2 separate regions of the Homo sapiens genome follow, and region 2 is linked to region 1. Evidence: read pairs that join two places in POLR2A ChIA-PET (ENCODE). Cell type or tissue: OCI-LY7. All regions are shown on one strand.

Region 1 (8,000 bases):
GGCATGTGAGGTTCTTTCAAGTCGAGTCCCTGCCTACCCCTTCAATTCACCTCCCGGGTCTACCCGACATGTTCTCACTTTGCCAACTACTGCAGGTTGCGTCAGGGAGTTTTCTAGGCAGAATGTGGAGAAAGCAAAGAGGAGCAACATGTTTCTGGAGAAATAACACAAAAGCGAAGAAGTGGAGTTGTGAGATAGGCTGATGTGAAGGTGCAGTCCAAGGACAGAGTGCTTTGGGGGAAGAATGAAGTATGAGATGGGAATGGTAAGCAGGATCAAGATCCTGACAGACCTGGTGGCCACAGTAAGACTGGTCATTTATCAATCATGAACATTGCTGTGGACCAATATATAGAAATAAGTTTGATTTAGCTGAGCATGGTGGCTCACGTCTGTAATCCCAGTGTTCTTGGACCAAAGTGAGGGTCAGGCTGCTGTTTCTCGTGGCCCAATAATGAGATGCAGGTGAACTGGGGAGGAAGCGAGTTTTTATTTCTGTAACCGGTTACAGGAATAGGGACCTTTATTTTTTTCTAAGGAGAAGGCCTGGAAATTATCACCAGACCAACTCAAAATTACAAAGTTTTCCAGAGCTTATATACCTTCTAAGCTATATGTCTATATGTAAGTGTGCATTCATCTAAAGACGTAGGTGATTAACTTCTTTCCGTCTATAACTAAGGTCTGAGTCTTGAAGACCTTCCTGTGGAGCGTCAGTAAATTAATCTAAATGGGTGCAGGTGCTGGGGTGATTATCCTTATCTTGTCTCCTGCTAAATCATGGAGGTTTGGGGAGTTCCTTCAGACTCCCAATAAACTTGTTTAATCATGCTTTAAGGTTCAGGAAAGGCCTAGGCAAAACTCTTGGTGGGCTTTTGTTACATTCCAGCCTTTGCATAAGGGTACTGGATTTTAATATTTAATTTAACCACTCAGTCAGTACTGAAACAGTTGTTATGGAGGCCTGCGTTAGTGGACCTGGCCTGCCATACCAGCACTTTCTGGGAGGCTGAGATGGGCACATTGCTTGAGCTCAGGAGCTCGAGACCAGCCTGGGCAACATGGCAAAACCCTGTCACTACAAACAAACAAACAAACAAACTAAAAATACAAAAATTAGCTCGGCGTAGTGGCTTGTGCCTGTGGTCCCAGCTACTCAGAAGGCTCAGGTGGAGGATCACTTGCGCCCAGGAGGCAGAGGTTTCAATGATCTGAGATCGTGCCACTGCACTTCAGCCTGGGTAACAAAGCAAGACCCTGTCAAAAAAAAAAAAAAAAAGAAAAAAAAACAAAAAGAAACGTTTAATTTAAAACTAGGGGTTTATGGCCAGGCGCGGTGGCTCACGCCTGTAATCCCAGCACTTTGGGAGGCTGAGGTGGGCGGATCACGAGGTCAGGAGATTGAGACCATCCTGGCTAACACGGTGAAACCCCATCTCTATTAGAAATACAAAAAATTAGCTGGGCGTGGTGGCGGGCGCCTGTAGTCCCAGCTACTCAGGAGGCTGAGACAGGAAAATGGCGTGAACCCGGGAGGCGGAGCTTGCAGTGAGCCGAGATTGTGCCACTGCACTCCGGCCTGGGCGACACAGAGAGACTTTGCCTCAAAAACAACAACAACTGGGGGTTTATACTACTTTGAAGATAATAAGCTGAGTGATTTAACTTGGTGTAAAGGGGGATACACATTTCTTTTTTTGTTTTTTTTTTAATTGACATAAAAAGTGTATGTATTTATGGGGTATAGTGTGATGTTTTGATGCATGTAGAGGATACACATTTCTGTAAAAAAGAGGCAAGAGGCAGAGTTTAATCAGGAGCTAGCTAGACCACATCAGCAGGCAGAGCAAAGGGAGGAAACCATTCTGTTTAAATGGCAACATGGTCTCGAAGAGCACCCAACTGTGGAGTCCAGAGGTACTGCTGCAGTCTTCCATGTCATTTCTCAGAAAATTAGGGTTCTCAACTCTTACAAACATCAAATGCCAAAACAACAACAACAAAAAAGTGAACTTATACAAGAAATGAGACTCATCTTTCATTTTAATATAATTTCAGATTTAAAAAATCATAAAAGCATACAAATATAATATTATAATATACTGTGAATAACTGGTTATTTAAAAAAAATTTGCCAAAGCTTTCTTTAAAAAAAAAGCTTACGTTCATCTTTTAATCCCTTGGATTGTATGCCAAAAATTCTAGTATTTGAAAATGGGCCTTAAATCAAAAAAGGCAGATAATATCAACTGGCAATGTTAGTAAGACCTTGAAGGATTTTAAGCAGGGGAGTGAGATGATTACATTAGAAAGAATGCTCTAGCAGATAACACAAGCAAGAAGGAAGAAAGATCTGTCCACGATAATGTGGTGGAAAACCAACAGATAAGGGCAAGTATCTGGGGCAAAACTGATAAACTCACCCAACTGAGACCAGGAGTCTTAGTAAAGATTGAGTTCCCTGTGAAGGACAGAAAACCCAAGATAACACTGTCTTAAACAAAGTAGAAATTTATTTCTTTGAGAAATTCAGAGCAGTTCACATGGGGTTTCCATGATCCCCAGAGACCTGGCTATTTCCAGCTCATGGCTCCTTCTACCTTGCTGCTCCACCACTCTCAGCACATGGCTCCAACATCATGATACAACATGGTAGTCAGAGCTCTAGCCATCAATGTATCTTATCTACATTCCAGGAAAAGAATAGAGAAAAGGTTAAAAAGAAAATAAAGTTACTGTTAAGGACACTTCCTGGGAGTCATAATTGACAATTCCACTTACATGCCATTGGACAGAACTTAATGGTATGGCCTAACTGCAAAGAAGGTTGGGAAATGTCTACTTCCGGGTGGCCATGTGTCCAGCTAAACATGGAAGGTTTTACTACTAAGGATGAAAAGATATATAGGTATTAGAAGACAACTAATGATCTCTATCATGCCAGATGTATAACCTGGAGAGGAAAGAAGAAAGGCAGATTATTGAGGAGTGTGTGAGGGCACTGCATTAACTTGTAGGACTTTGTACCTTCAGAATTGTTCTTTCCCAAACACATCTCTACTTCTGGCCCCACGCCTTGATTCCTGCTAAGTCCACCTGAAAAATCTGCCCACCTCCCACTCCCCATGCTCAATCCTACCATTTTTCCTATTAATATTCGGCTCATCCTTCAAATCCCATCTCAAATGCTATGTTAATCATGACGTTATTCTTGACTTTCTCCAAAGGGATAGAACTTGTCCCTCTAGAATTTCATGTATAGTTTTTCTAGGGCCTTAGTCTCCTCTTAACACCATGTTGTCTTAGGTCATTAGTACAGCTGGGTACTAGAGTATAAATTATCCAAGAGGTAAGACAGAACCTTCCCCAATTATTTTCTAGGTAGCACAGTGTAGTAGAATGCATCTAATAAATATCTGCAAATTACATCGACTATTTCAAGAAAGGAAAGGTATATGTAAAGGAAGGGGAGAAAACAATGTAAAGTCTTTTTGCCCTTTTAAGGGAAGCATTTGTGCAACAATTGAAATTTCCCGTAAATGCATTTCAAAACATATCTTTGCTAATGTTGCCATTCCTTTTTAGAGGCCTAATTTGGTGTGACTTGTTTTGCTGTACAAACCGTGGTTGCTTCTCACTTCCCAGGTTGTCCTAAAAGCTCTTGCTAACACAACAAGGAAAAATAACATTACAGTGGTTAAAATAGACAAAAGCCAACAGCAATAATCATATTAGCTAACATGTAACAAATGCCCAATCTGTTTCAATCACAGTGCCAAGCAGTTCCCATACTTTATCTCATTTCATCTTTTCAACAACTGCACGGGCCACAGGTGCCTCAATTATCCTGAGGGGATTGAGGGATTAAGTAACTTTTCCAGGTGAATAGCAGGGCTGGAATTCTTCCTGTTCATATGGCTCTATAAATATAGGTATTATTTCTTTTCATAATATTTTATATAGATCATCTTTTCATCTTTAAGTCTCCTTTGGTAACTAAACCCTGATATTACCCTTCTTTTATTATTATTATTACTATTATTTGTAGAGACAGGGATTCACCACATTGCCCAGGCTGAACTCAAACTCCTGGGCTCAAGCAATCTGCTTGCCTCAGCTTCCCAAAGTGCTGGGATTACCGGTGTGGGCCACTGTGCCCAGCCTTACCCTTCTTTTATAGATGCAGTGGAAAGCCTCATTTTTTGAAGCATTCTCAATTCCCCATTGGATATCAATAATACTCCAATTGCTTGTAAATTGCAAATTTTGTACATTCTATATTTGGGGTGAGTGGTATCTCAGAAAACAATTCCTACTGTAATTTATTTTTTGATGAATATATTAATGGAGGAATTTATTTGTGGTTGTGTGTGGATATTTTTATTTAAACACAAGTGGCATAAACTCTGTGGGTTCCTGGTAATCAATAATAGAAGATGATGATAATGACGTTCTTATTAAAACAAACTATCCTTTCTCCATACTAGATAAATAAGATGATTTGACTGTGTATTATTTGACTAAATGAATTCTATGTTATCTATTGTATTTGTCACCCTAGATTTGGTGACCTCAAAAAATGTTTGCGGCTCTGTGTGGTGGCTCGTACCTGTAATCCCAGCACTTTGGAAGGCCAAGGCAGGTGGATCCCTTGAGCTCAGAAGTTTGAGACCAGCTTGGGCAACATGACAAAACCCCATCTCTAAAAAAATATAAAAATTAGCCAGGCGTGGTGGCGGGCGCCTGTAGTCCCAGCTACTTGGAGGCTGAGGCACGAGAATCGCTTGAGTCCAGGAGGTTGAATGTGCAGTTACCCATGATCATGCCACTGTATCCAGCCTGGGCAACAGGACATTTGCCAAAAAAATCCGAAAATGCAAATGTTGATGACAAATTCTTACACCCTATGAATTAGGACCTATGCATGTGTAAGGTATTAGATTTCATAGTTTGGGATTTTTTGGTTTTATTTTGTTTTCCTTTGGCTTGCAGGGGCCAACACAAGGATATCCAGAAATATAGCAGTTTTTTGTTGTTGTTGCTGGAGCTAAATTTCGTCACTTTTGATAGAGAATTGAACCATACCAGCATGCTAAACCCATCAACTATCCCTCACACCTCTGAAATCTTTACTTTCTTCTTCTCTACCTTTTTGCCTCTGAGTCGATCCTTCTGCAGAAACTTTCCTCTTCTCCAGAAGCCCTTTCACCTGTATATCTAAACATGTTAAAGTTTTCTCTTGCCTTAAAAAGCAAACATTAAAAAAATTCTTTCTCGGCCGGGCGCGGTGGCTCACGCCTGTAATCCCAGCACTTTGGGAGGCCGAGGTGGGTGGATCACGAGGTCAGGAGATGCAGACCATCCTGGCTAACACGGTGAAACCCCGTCTCTGCTAAAAATACACACACAAAAAATTAGTCGGTCTTGGTGACGGGCGCCTGTAGTCCTTGGAGGCTCAGGCAGGAGAACGGTGTGAACCCGGGAGGCGGAGCTTGTGTGAGCCGAGATTGCGCCACTGCACTCCAGCCTAGGCGACAGAGCGAGACTCCGTCTCAAAAAAAAAAAAAAAAAAAGCTTTCTCAATGCTGCATTCCTCTCTAGCTTCCCCTTTATCTTCCCTTCTCACATTGGCCAAGCAACTTGACAGTGGTTTATGCTTCACCTCCCTCTTCTCTTCATTGCTCAATCCACTACTCTCTGGCTTCCATCTTCAACCAAATCACGACAGTCAACAAAATCACCACCTTCCCCATTCTCACCCCACTGCCAAATCTAGAGAATTTTCACTTCTTACTTCGGTGGTCCTCGGGACTGCATCTGGCATTGTTGGTTGGCTCTTTCTGGTTTATTTCATGGGTTTCTCTTCCTCTAGCCCTTTTTAAAACAATAAATTCTGGTGTTCTCTCAGCTTCCAACCTGTTTTCATTACCCTTCTCTTTACACACTCTTCTTGGGTTGAGCTTACCCACTGTCATAATTTCATCCACCACGTTATGTGACGTGGTCATGTCTACCTGGCACTTCCCCAGAGCTGTGGACTTAAATATCCAAGTGACTCATGGACATCTCCACTTCCACTCCCATAGGTTCTCAAATTTCATATGTCCAAAATTGAATTTAGCATCTTCCCCTTAAATCTGTCTGATTTAGTTTGAATATATGTCCCTACCAAATCTCATGTTGAATTATAATCTCCAGTGTTGGAGGTAGGGCCTGGTGGGAGGTGTTTGGGTCACGGGGGCAGAGCCCTCATGGCCTGGTGCTGTCCTCGCCACAGTGTCTTGTGGGATCTGATTGTTTAAGTGTGTGGCACCGGCCCCGCAATCTCTTGCTCTTGCTCGGGCCATGTAGAGGCCTGCCCCTTCTTCACCTTCTGCCATGATTGTAAGCTTCCTGAGGCCTACCTGGAAGCATACTGGAGCTATGCTTCCTGTACAGCCTGCGTAACTGTAAACCAATTAAACCCCTTTTCTTCCCAGTCTCAGGTATTTATAGCAATGCAAGTACAGCCTAACATACTGTCCTCTTCATATAGACTACTACCTCTGGTTAATGACTAGCCAGCCACTGAAGCCGAAAGCCTGGGCCACCTTCGTCTCCTCTCAATCTGTGAATCCACTTATATAAGTATTCCTTCTATTCATTCCTTCCTCTCTATCCTAACTTACTACTTACCTATGTCAGGCCCCCAGCATCTTCTGATTGAGCCATTTTAATAGTTTCCTAAATCTCCTGCTAATGGTTTTGATACCGCATTTTATAACATGAGTCTGACCATGCTTTATCAGTCGCCTGCTGAAAACTCTTCAGTGGGTCCCCCATTAATGCACCCAGGATTAAAAGGCCACCTATTTAAGGTCCTTCGAAACCTAGCCTCTTCCAATTTTTCCAGTTTTAATTTTGAGGCCCCACCCTAAAGGCAAGGCATCCTTCAATCCTCCTTCACCTGCCACAAAGGCCCCAGAGCTGAGCTAGATGTCCCAGCTCTGTACTCCCATTGCGACCAGTGCATAACTTTTATAGAAATTCATTAGTTTCTAAGATGGGAATGTTGGCTTTCTCCGTTTGAGAGATGCAGGTTCTGGGGATATACATAATAAACACTGAAACTGACAAAACAACTGTTTAAACCTTGAATTACTTACAGCTAAAAACAAAAAACAATTACTGTGCCTCCCCGTCGGGGAATCGAACCCCGGTCTCCCGCGTGACAGGCGGGGATACTCACCACTATACTAACGAGGAACCGCACGAAAGAAAGCCTTCTGATAGGCCTTTTCTACGTTTTTGCTCCGCCCCGCCCTCGCTATATGCAAACACCAATGAACCTGATTTTCTTACGTTTGCCACCACAGCTTCCACGAAAGTTGAACAGAGCCAAAATGGTAGTGTTCAGTTTTATCTCCCCCTCCATTCTCATCATTTCCCTTCGGCCACCCTTCTAACTGCCCCTACTCCCCTCCTCTTCTTCAGCTCCAGGAGCACGCTTGGTCCCCCTCAACATCCCTAACACACACGCTCCCAGGTAGCCAAGCGCCCGCTTGCCGCGCGGCACCATGGAACTTGTAGTTCCTTCACCCATCCCCCAACGCTCGTCTGACTTTAAGAAACTTCCTTTCCCGGCGTGCACCGCGAATCCCTCCTCCTCTTCTTTACCTCTCTCCCTCCTCCTCAGGTTCTCTATCGACGAGTCTGGTAGCTGAGCGTTGGGCTGTAGGTCGCTGTGCTGTGTGATCCCCCAGAGCCATGCCCGAGATAGTGGATACCTGTTCGTTGGCCTCTCCGGCTTCCGTCTGCCGGACCAAGCACCTGCACCTGCGCTGCAGCGTCGACTTTACTCGCCGGACGCTGACCGGGACTGCTGCTCTCACGGTCCAGTCTCAGGAGGACAATCTGCGCAGCCTGGTACAGTGGGGCGCCTGCCCAGTGCCCGCCTCTCCCGGGCTCCCTGCCCCTCGACCCTAGTCCTTGCGGGCTCCCGGATCTCCGGCTCACCCCGC
Region 2 (8,000 bases), 290 kb before region 1:
ATGCTAAAAAAAAAAAAGTTGAAAGTTTGCAAATTTGGTTCATTTAAGGATTCTGGCCTTAACTCAATACACCTTTCCCTAAATATGAAATAAAATTTTTGCAGAAAAATTTCCAAACTGAAATGTACAAAATATTTTTTTCTGTAGTGCCTGGAAGAAAAAGAATTTTGAGCCCATCAGTTTTCTTTTTACTAACTGAGAAGTGTTTAATGTTCAGTTTTTAAAAACCTGTCAAGGCCAAGCATGGTACCAGGCTTATGCCTGTAATCCCAGCACTTTGGGGAGGCCGAGGTGGGCAGATCACTGGAGGTAAGGAGTTCTAGACTAGCCTGGCCAACACGGTGAAACCCCGTCTCTACTAAAAATACAAAAATTAATGGAATGTGGTGGCGCACGCCTGTAGTCCCCCACCTGCTCAGGAGGCAGGAGAATTGCTTGAACCCAGGAGGCGGAGGTTGCAGTGAGCCGAGATGGCACCCCTGCATTCCAGCCTGGGTAACAGAGCTAGACTGCATCTCAAAAACAAACAAACAAACACACCTGTCAAAAATTAATTTACCTCAGTTCTTCAAAAAGTTAAACATAGACTTACTATATGACCCAACAATTCTGTTCCTAGGAATATACCCCAAATAATTGAAACAGGTAATCAAAGTCTTGTACACAAATATTTATATTTGTAGCAGCACTATTCACAACAGCTAAGGTGTAAACAACCCAGATGCCCATCAACAGATGAATGGATAAACAGAATGTGGTCTGTCCATAGAATGGAATATTATTCAATACATAAATGAATGAAGAGCTATGTGCTGTAGCATAGATGAACTTTGAAAACTGAAAGGAGCCAGACCCAAAATACTCTATGATTCCATTTATATGAAGTATCCAGAATAGGTAAATCCATAGAGACAAAAAGTAGATGAGTGGTTCCCAGAGGCTGATAGGGAGAAAAGACTGAGGAGTGACTGGTTATTGTGTATGGGATCTCCTTTAGCAATATGAAAATGTTTTGGAACACAGGGAGGTGATGGTTGTACCACATTGTAAGTATATGAAATGCCACTGAATTGTATACTTTAAAATGGTTAATGTTATAAGAATTTCATCTCAATAAAAAATTCAGTTCATCTGAGCTTCAGCTTTCCCTCATAAACACTCAATGTATTTGATGTCTTTTTTTTTTTTGCTGTCACTGCAGCAGAACAGATGTTTGATAAGTCTTAATTCTATTTTAAGACTTATCACAGAAAGTTATATTTCAGAATCTTGTGTTTACATAGCCTTGAACTTATTTTTTCTTGTAATGGGACGATATATTGAGATTATTGAATTTGATGAGAATAGGTGACAATTTAAATGTGAGGAAGAGAATAAATCACAGTTGTAGAAAGGTAAAATTATGTTTTATTGCACATATACTACTTGAGACTTCTTGACCAACTGAAATTCTTCAGCTAATGTACATGTTCCCAAGAAGTGTAGTCAGATAAACCTAACAGAATGTCACTTATCATGATTATTTAGCATTAGAAGTAACACCAAAAAGCAAAGATTAAAATGACCTGGTTTTCCTGATATTCCAAATTCTCATTCTTAACAGCTCCGTTTGTACACTGGAGCAATTTGTCAAGTTTGGAGTCAACAAATTCCAGTTTTATGGATATTGTGAGCCTCTGTCTTTCACCTAGGTCTCTTTATCTTGCTGATCTCTTACATGTTAGCTGTGACAGTTTGTCTTCGACAGTTTGTGGTTACATCATAACAGTAATTGTTTTTTACAACAGTGGATAACATAGGGAGTTTAAGGAGGACTAACTCCAACAAATAGCACAAGTTCCTTGAAAGGTTGACGCTGAAGGCATAAACTCCATTGGATATATGTAGGATCTAGAATGGGATCAGGCTAGTAATAATGTTTGAAAGAGCAGGTTTGGGAGGAGGGAATGGCTTAGGCTACAAGTTGGGCTATGAAATTGCATGTTCCTGATCATAGTTCACGTAATGAAAAGATCTAGATAAATAAGATGCCAAATAACGTTTCTTAGTGGAATCATAATGATTATCATGTTGTGGTGGTAAAAATCATTGGAAATCCTTACTTGGAACTAATTATAGAGTATAAAAGATCTGCAATTTTTCATATAGATTTCTATTACTTTTTAAAAGTTATGGTAAAATATATATAATACAAAGTTTAACATTTTATAGTATACAGTTCAGCAGCATTAAATACGTGTCTATTTACATTGCGTAACCATCACTGCTACCCATGTCTATAACTTTTTCATCATCCCAAACTGAAACTCTGTACCCATTAAACAATACCTCCACATTCCCTCCTCTCCCCAGCCCCTGGTAACCACCATTCTACTGTCTATGAATTTGCCTATTCTAGGTACCTCATATGAGTGGAACCATATAATATTTGTCCTTTTGTGTCTGACTTATTTCCCTTAGCATATTGTCGCCAAGGTTTCCATTACTTTTTAAAATACAGAGTGTTATTATCTTATTGAATTGGCCAGCTAATTAGTTTCAAGTTCTGGAAGTGTTAGAATATTTTATTGTATTTTATTGTGGCTCTCTCATGGGCCGCAATCTCTTCTCTGTCTATACCCTCTCCTTGGGTGACCTCCTCCAACCCTACAATTTCAACTACCATATATATGTTGACTACTCCTAAGTCTGAATCTCCAGTTAGGATCTTCATCTGGATCTCTAGATTCATATTTAAATGCCTTCTTGTCTTCTCCACATGGATGTGTAATGGGAATCTTAGACTTCACATGACCAAATCAGAATTCTTGATTTCCTTTCTCCAAAATCTGCCTCTACTCAAACTTTGCTCACTTAACCAGTTACTAAAACTAAAAATCTAGGCATTGTCCCCAATTCTTTTCTCTCCTTTACTTTACTGTTGTCTCCTCCCTGCCCCCAACCCCCACCATTGTAGCTTCCTATTTTTTACCACATAAATAACTTAGAAACTCATGATTATGATAGTCATCTGTATCAGTGGTCCCCAACCTTTCTGGCATCAGGGACCAGTTTTGTGGAAGACAGTTTTTTCACAGACTGAGGTTGGGGGAATGGTTTCAGGATGATTCAAGCATAGTATATTTATTTTGCCTTTTATTTCTATTATTATTATATTGTAATATATAATGAAATAATTACATAACTCACCATAATGTACAATCAGTAAGAGCCCTGCCCTTGTCTTCCTACAACTAGATGGTCCCATCTGAAGGTGATGGGAGACAGTGACAGATTATCAGGCGTTAGATTATCATAAGGAGCATGCAACCTAGATCCCTCGCATGCACAGTTCACAACAGCGTTAGTACTCCTATGAGAATCAGTGCCACCACTGATCTGACAGGAGGTGGAGCTCAAGCAGTAATGTGAGCAATGGGGAGTGGCTGTAAATACAGATGAAGCTTTGCTCACTTGCCAACTGCTCACCTCTTGGCCTGGTTCCTAACAGGCCATGGACCAGTACTGGTCTGTGACCCAGGAGTTGGGGACCCCTGATCAATGTGACTGATACACAATTCCAGTTATAGTCCATTAACACATCATATTTCATATATGTTTAACAGTTGATCTGGTAAAGATTTAAAAATATTTTGGGGCTAGGCATGGTGGCTCATTGTAATCCCAGTGCTTTGGGAGGCTGAGGTGAGGAGGATCACTTGAGCCCAGGAGTTTGAGACTAGCTGGGAAACATAGCAAAACCCCATCTCTACCAAAAAGACACAAATTAGCCAGGTGTGATGGTGTGTGCCTGTAGTCCCAGCTATGGTGGGGAGGATGAAGTGGGAGGACCACATGAGCCCAGGTGGTTGAGGCTGCAGTGAGCTGTGACTGCACCACTGCACTTCAGCCTGTGCAACAGAGCAAGACCCTGCCTGGAAAAAAAGAAAAAAAAAATATTTGAATAGATGTTTTTACTATAAATGCTGACTAAAAGCTGGGTGGTAGGAGTGTGTGTGAAACTAATTTAGCAGTCGTGTCTGCTGGCCTGTTGCTTCTGCCTTTGTAATATGTCCTAAATCTGCCTGCTTCCCTCCATCTTCAGTACAGCCACCCTAGTCTAAGCCACCAACATTTGTTACTTAGGGTACTGTAGTAATCTCCTCCTTTTGCTGTTGATTCCCTATTGCCTGTTTTTCAAACAGCAACCAAGATGATATCTTAAAAAATTGTTTTCAGTAATTACAAATATAAAGGAAGTTACAAAGATTATATAGAAAGGACCCATACTTGTACCCTTCTCCCAATCCCCCCACCATTGGTTCCATCTTATGTAACTATAGAACCCAGGAAACAGATACTGGAATAAAGTCTAAATATAGTTCTGTGTCATGTCCTCACCTGTGTTGATTCGTATAACCACTGCAATCAAGATTAAGAACTGTTTCATCATGACAATAGATCTCTCGTGTTACCTTTTGTAGTCTTCCCTACCCCCTTACCTCCTACTATCTTTAACCCTTCACAGTGATATTTTTGAAACATGAATCAGATCATATCACTCTCCTGCTTCAAAGCTACCGTAACTGCTTCCAATCTGAGAATAAAATTCAAACTTTTATGGTGAAGTATAAAGTGTTGAATGACTTGTTCCCTCCTTACCTCTGTGGTCTCACCTGGTACCACTGTTGCCCGCACGGTTAGGTACTATAGCTACACTTGCCTTCTTTCTAGTCCTCTAACACAGTGGTTCTCAAAGTGTGATCCCTGGACCAGCAATGTCAGCAGGACCTGGGAATTTGTTAGAAACACATATTTTTAGATTCCACACCAGACCTACTGAACCAGGAAGTCTGTGGGTGAGACCGAGCAATCTCATGTTTTACAGATCCTTGATGATTCTGAAGCATGTTAAAGTTTGAGGACCACTGTTCTAACAAGTCGAACTCTGCCATATGTCGGCTTTTCATTAGCTTTTTTCTCTATCTGGAATATCCTGTTATCCACAACTTAACCATCTTCCCTGACTGGCTCTTTCTTGCATTTAAATTTCTGTTAAAAATATCTCAGCAGAGAGAACTTTCCTCAATATACAGTGTAAAATAACTAGCTACTCATTTCCACATCCCTCTATTTTAGTCTTTTGCATATCGCCTGTCATTACCTGACTTCGTGTGTGTGTCTTTTCCCTGTTAGGTTTTATGCACTCTGAGATCAGTACTTTGTTTTGTTCACCAGTTGATGCCCAGTGCCTAGAATAGTGTTTATCAAATAGTATGTCCTTATGATCCCCATTTTTTTTCTATATTCTCCAGAACAATCAAGCTGTATTCTCCAGGACAGCTTTACAGAGCAACTAAAATGTTGTCTGTAGGCAAAAGATTTGCATAATTTGTTTTTAATATTTGAATGTTGTGATATTTCACATGTGAAATAACCTAGAAAGAGAAAAAAATCTTCATTTTTCTTTTCTCTTTCTTGAGACAGGGTATTACTTTGCCACCCAGGCTGGAATGCAGTGGCATTATCTTAGCTCACTGCAGCCGCAAACTCCTGGGCACAAGTGATCCTCCCACTCTAGCCTCCTGAGTAGCTGGGACTACAGGTGCATGCCATCATGCTTGGCTGAGAAAAATCTTATTGTATGCTGTAGCCTGTATTATCCCACATTGTTTGTAATTATTTATGCATTTATATCAGATAGCCCCTCTTCATTCATTATTAAATCATTGATTATTTTGCTTCACTTAAGATCCCCAAATTCTTTATCAGTTAGGTACTGCCAGGGAATGTACAGATCACAGGAAACTTTAGACACATGTTCTGTATTACTAGGTAGGCATTTGCCCCTACCTCCAGTCTGTCTTTGACCCAGATTAGATAGCTTGGACCTTGGGTGAGCCTTTGGGCCCTTATGCCCCATCCTTCTTATACCCTTTTAGGCAACCAGTATTCGTAGAGGCTCAGGCCACATGGCCTTCTTGGCCCATTTCTCTGGAGCCCATACCCTGGTCCTGTTCTGCGGATCCTAAGATTTTCTTGTGAGAGAAGCCTTTCACTTTAAGGCTTGTAGCCAACTCCTGTCAACCTGTCCTTAGTTGAGAAACCTTAGTTGAGAAACAGGTAGAGGAATCCCCTGATCAGGAGGTATCCTTATGCCTGATTGTTAACTGCAGAAGAATAGTTGGCTTCATTTTAAAAAGGAATCCCCTGATCAGGAGGTATCCTTATGCCTGATTGTTAGCTACAGAAGAATAGTTGGCTTCATTTTAAAAAGAAGGTATTCAGAGCAGCCCAGTTCTTTTTAAAACTCCTTGGCTGCTATCAGTAAAAACAAAATTCTAATATAGAAGACTAATTGTGTATCACAAGACTTGTATCTTTAACCTGTATCAGAGCTCTTCTTTGGAGGTGGAAAGGAGTCAAGAGATTCCTGATAAACATTACAAAACAGTTTCTCCCCCATGCATAATTAAATAGCTTTTAAGTATTATATTTTTTTAATGTTTCTGCTTGGTTATGGGTCTGTGATTGTTTAAAAACTCTTTATATTAATCCCAAATTCAGGGGAATAAACTTGGAGCCTCTGTATTGATATGTATTTAGGTACTTCGGTTTTATTCACTAATTGACATACCATTTTGAATGTCCAGCAAACAGGGATGTAAATTCCTTTAGGCCGGGACCATGTCTTTTATATTCTAAAGCATGCTTAATTTCTTTTTTTTTTTCTTTTTGAGACGGAGTCTTGCTCTGTCGCTTAGGATGGAGTGCAGTGGCGTGATCTTGGCTCACTGCAACCTCTGCAACCCGGGTTCAAGCAGTTCTCCTGTCTCAGCCTCTTGAGTAGCTGGGACTACAGGCGCATGCCACCATGCCCAGCTAGTTTTTGTGTTTTTAGTAGAGATGGAGTTTCACCATATTGATCAGACTGGTCTCAAACTCCTGACCTCAGGTGATCCGCCTGCCTCGGCCTCCCAAAGTGCTGGGATTACAGGTGTGAGCCATGCACCCAGCCAAGCATGCTTAAAATAAGGCACACAGGTAGTCAATAAATGGAGGAGTGGTATGGAAACAATCTTGAGATACACTAAAATAAACAAATGGATGAAAATTTGGTTGGGTATATTAGTAGTTTTGTGGTTCTTAGCCACTTTTGATTATATAAGAAATAGATGGTTATTAGACCAACTTAAAATATTCAAGTATTTTCTTAAGTATTTTTTCAGAGAAACTATTTTAATTTTAATACTGTGTATAGTTAAGCAAAGCAATGAGGCTAAATGTACTAATCTCTGTTACAACTTTTTGTTTTGCTTTCTGAATCCTTCTCATGTGATCCTGGATCTTGGACTGATGATGGAATGATTTTCGAATTCTATGAACCACAGAGCCTATTGTGAAGAATGGCAGGCCTCCAACGTCTCACAGTATGCATTCCTTCCTCCACCAGTACACAGGATCTTTCAAGAAGCCCCCATTGCGGAGACCACACAGTGTTATTGGAGGGAGCCTTGGCTCCTTCATGGCAATGCCCAGAAATGGAAGCAGATTAGGTAATTTGATTACTTGTCTGTTGTGTTTACCTTTCTGATTATACGTCATGCACATAGTTAAGTTTTAATTAAGCAACTTTTATTATCTCGTTTCTTCTGTCAGATAAAAATCAAGTTGAGATCAAGAGGAATAGCAGAAGGATGGAAAGTTCTAGAGAGGTAGTAGTGCTGACAATACAGGGAAGTAATATTTGAAAAACCTGTCCATCAGGAGGGAAATGAAACCCATAATAAATGGATGCAGTATTTCAAGATGAATGGCAGTTTGGGATGGTGTTTATTTTAGGGTAATGCCTCAGTAACTTTTCAGATCATCACCATATAAAGCCTATTATAATGAATAGTATATGTGGTTATCACCTGAATTGTTTCTTCTTCTGTCATTATGTCTTTAAATATCCAAGAAAAAAGAATTGCAAGTTTCTGTTTATTCCTCTGGCCTTTTTTGATGATGCCTTATGTTTT

What was found. Peaks named below come from ENCODE experiments on the same cell type or tissue, not always from the same donor. Only the 100,000 strongest peaks of a DNase experiment are listed, where the experiment ranks them.
Region 2: POLR2A ChIA-PET joins it to region 1 with 10 read pairs; 2 of 35 experiments call an interaction of 5 or more read pairs at or near these places.

What each region holds. Positions count from the first base shown.
Region 1 is chr12:96,035,266-96,043,265 of GRCh38, reverse strand. LTA4H (leukotriene A4 hydrolase) reads left to right here and starts at 7,679. Exons shown (of 19, transcript NM_000895.3): 1 at 7,679-7,905. The coding sequence starts at 7,747. It overlaps TRD-GTC2-8 (tRNA-Asp (anticodon GTC) 2-8), which reads right to left and starts at 7,245; the gene lies at 7,174-7,245. RefSeq lists enhancers at 6,921-6,970, 6,991-7,040, 7,481-7,900 and a silencer at 7,951-8,000. In OCI-LY7, no CTCF peak of the experiment used is centred here; a DNase peak (open chromatin) is centred at 7,585; H3K4me3 peaks cover 1,467 bases; H3K27ac peaks cover 769 bases.
Region 2 is chr12:96,323,483-96,331,482 of GRCh38, reverse strand. CDK17 (cyclin dependent kinase 17) reads left to right here. Exons shown (of 17, transcript NM_002595.5): 3 at 7,371-7,535. Among named protein-coding and RNA genes, the nearest start is that of CDK17, 73 kb to the left of the region's middle. In OCI-LY7, a CTCF peak has its summit at 3,356 (motif pointing right); DNase peaks (open chromatin) are centred at 3,392, 3,922 and 4,382; H3K4me3 peaks cover 2,767 bases; H3K27ac peaks cover 4,123 bases.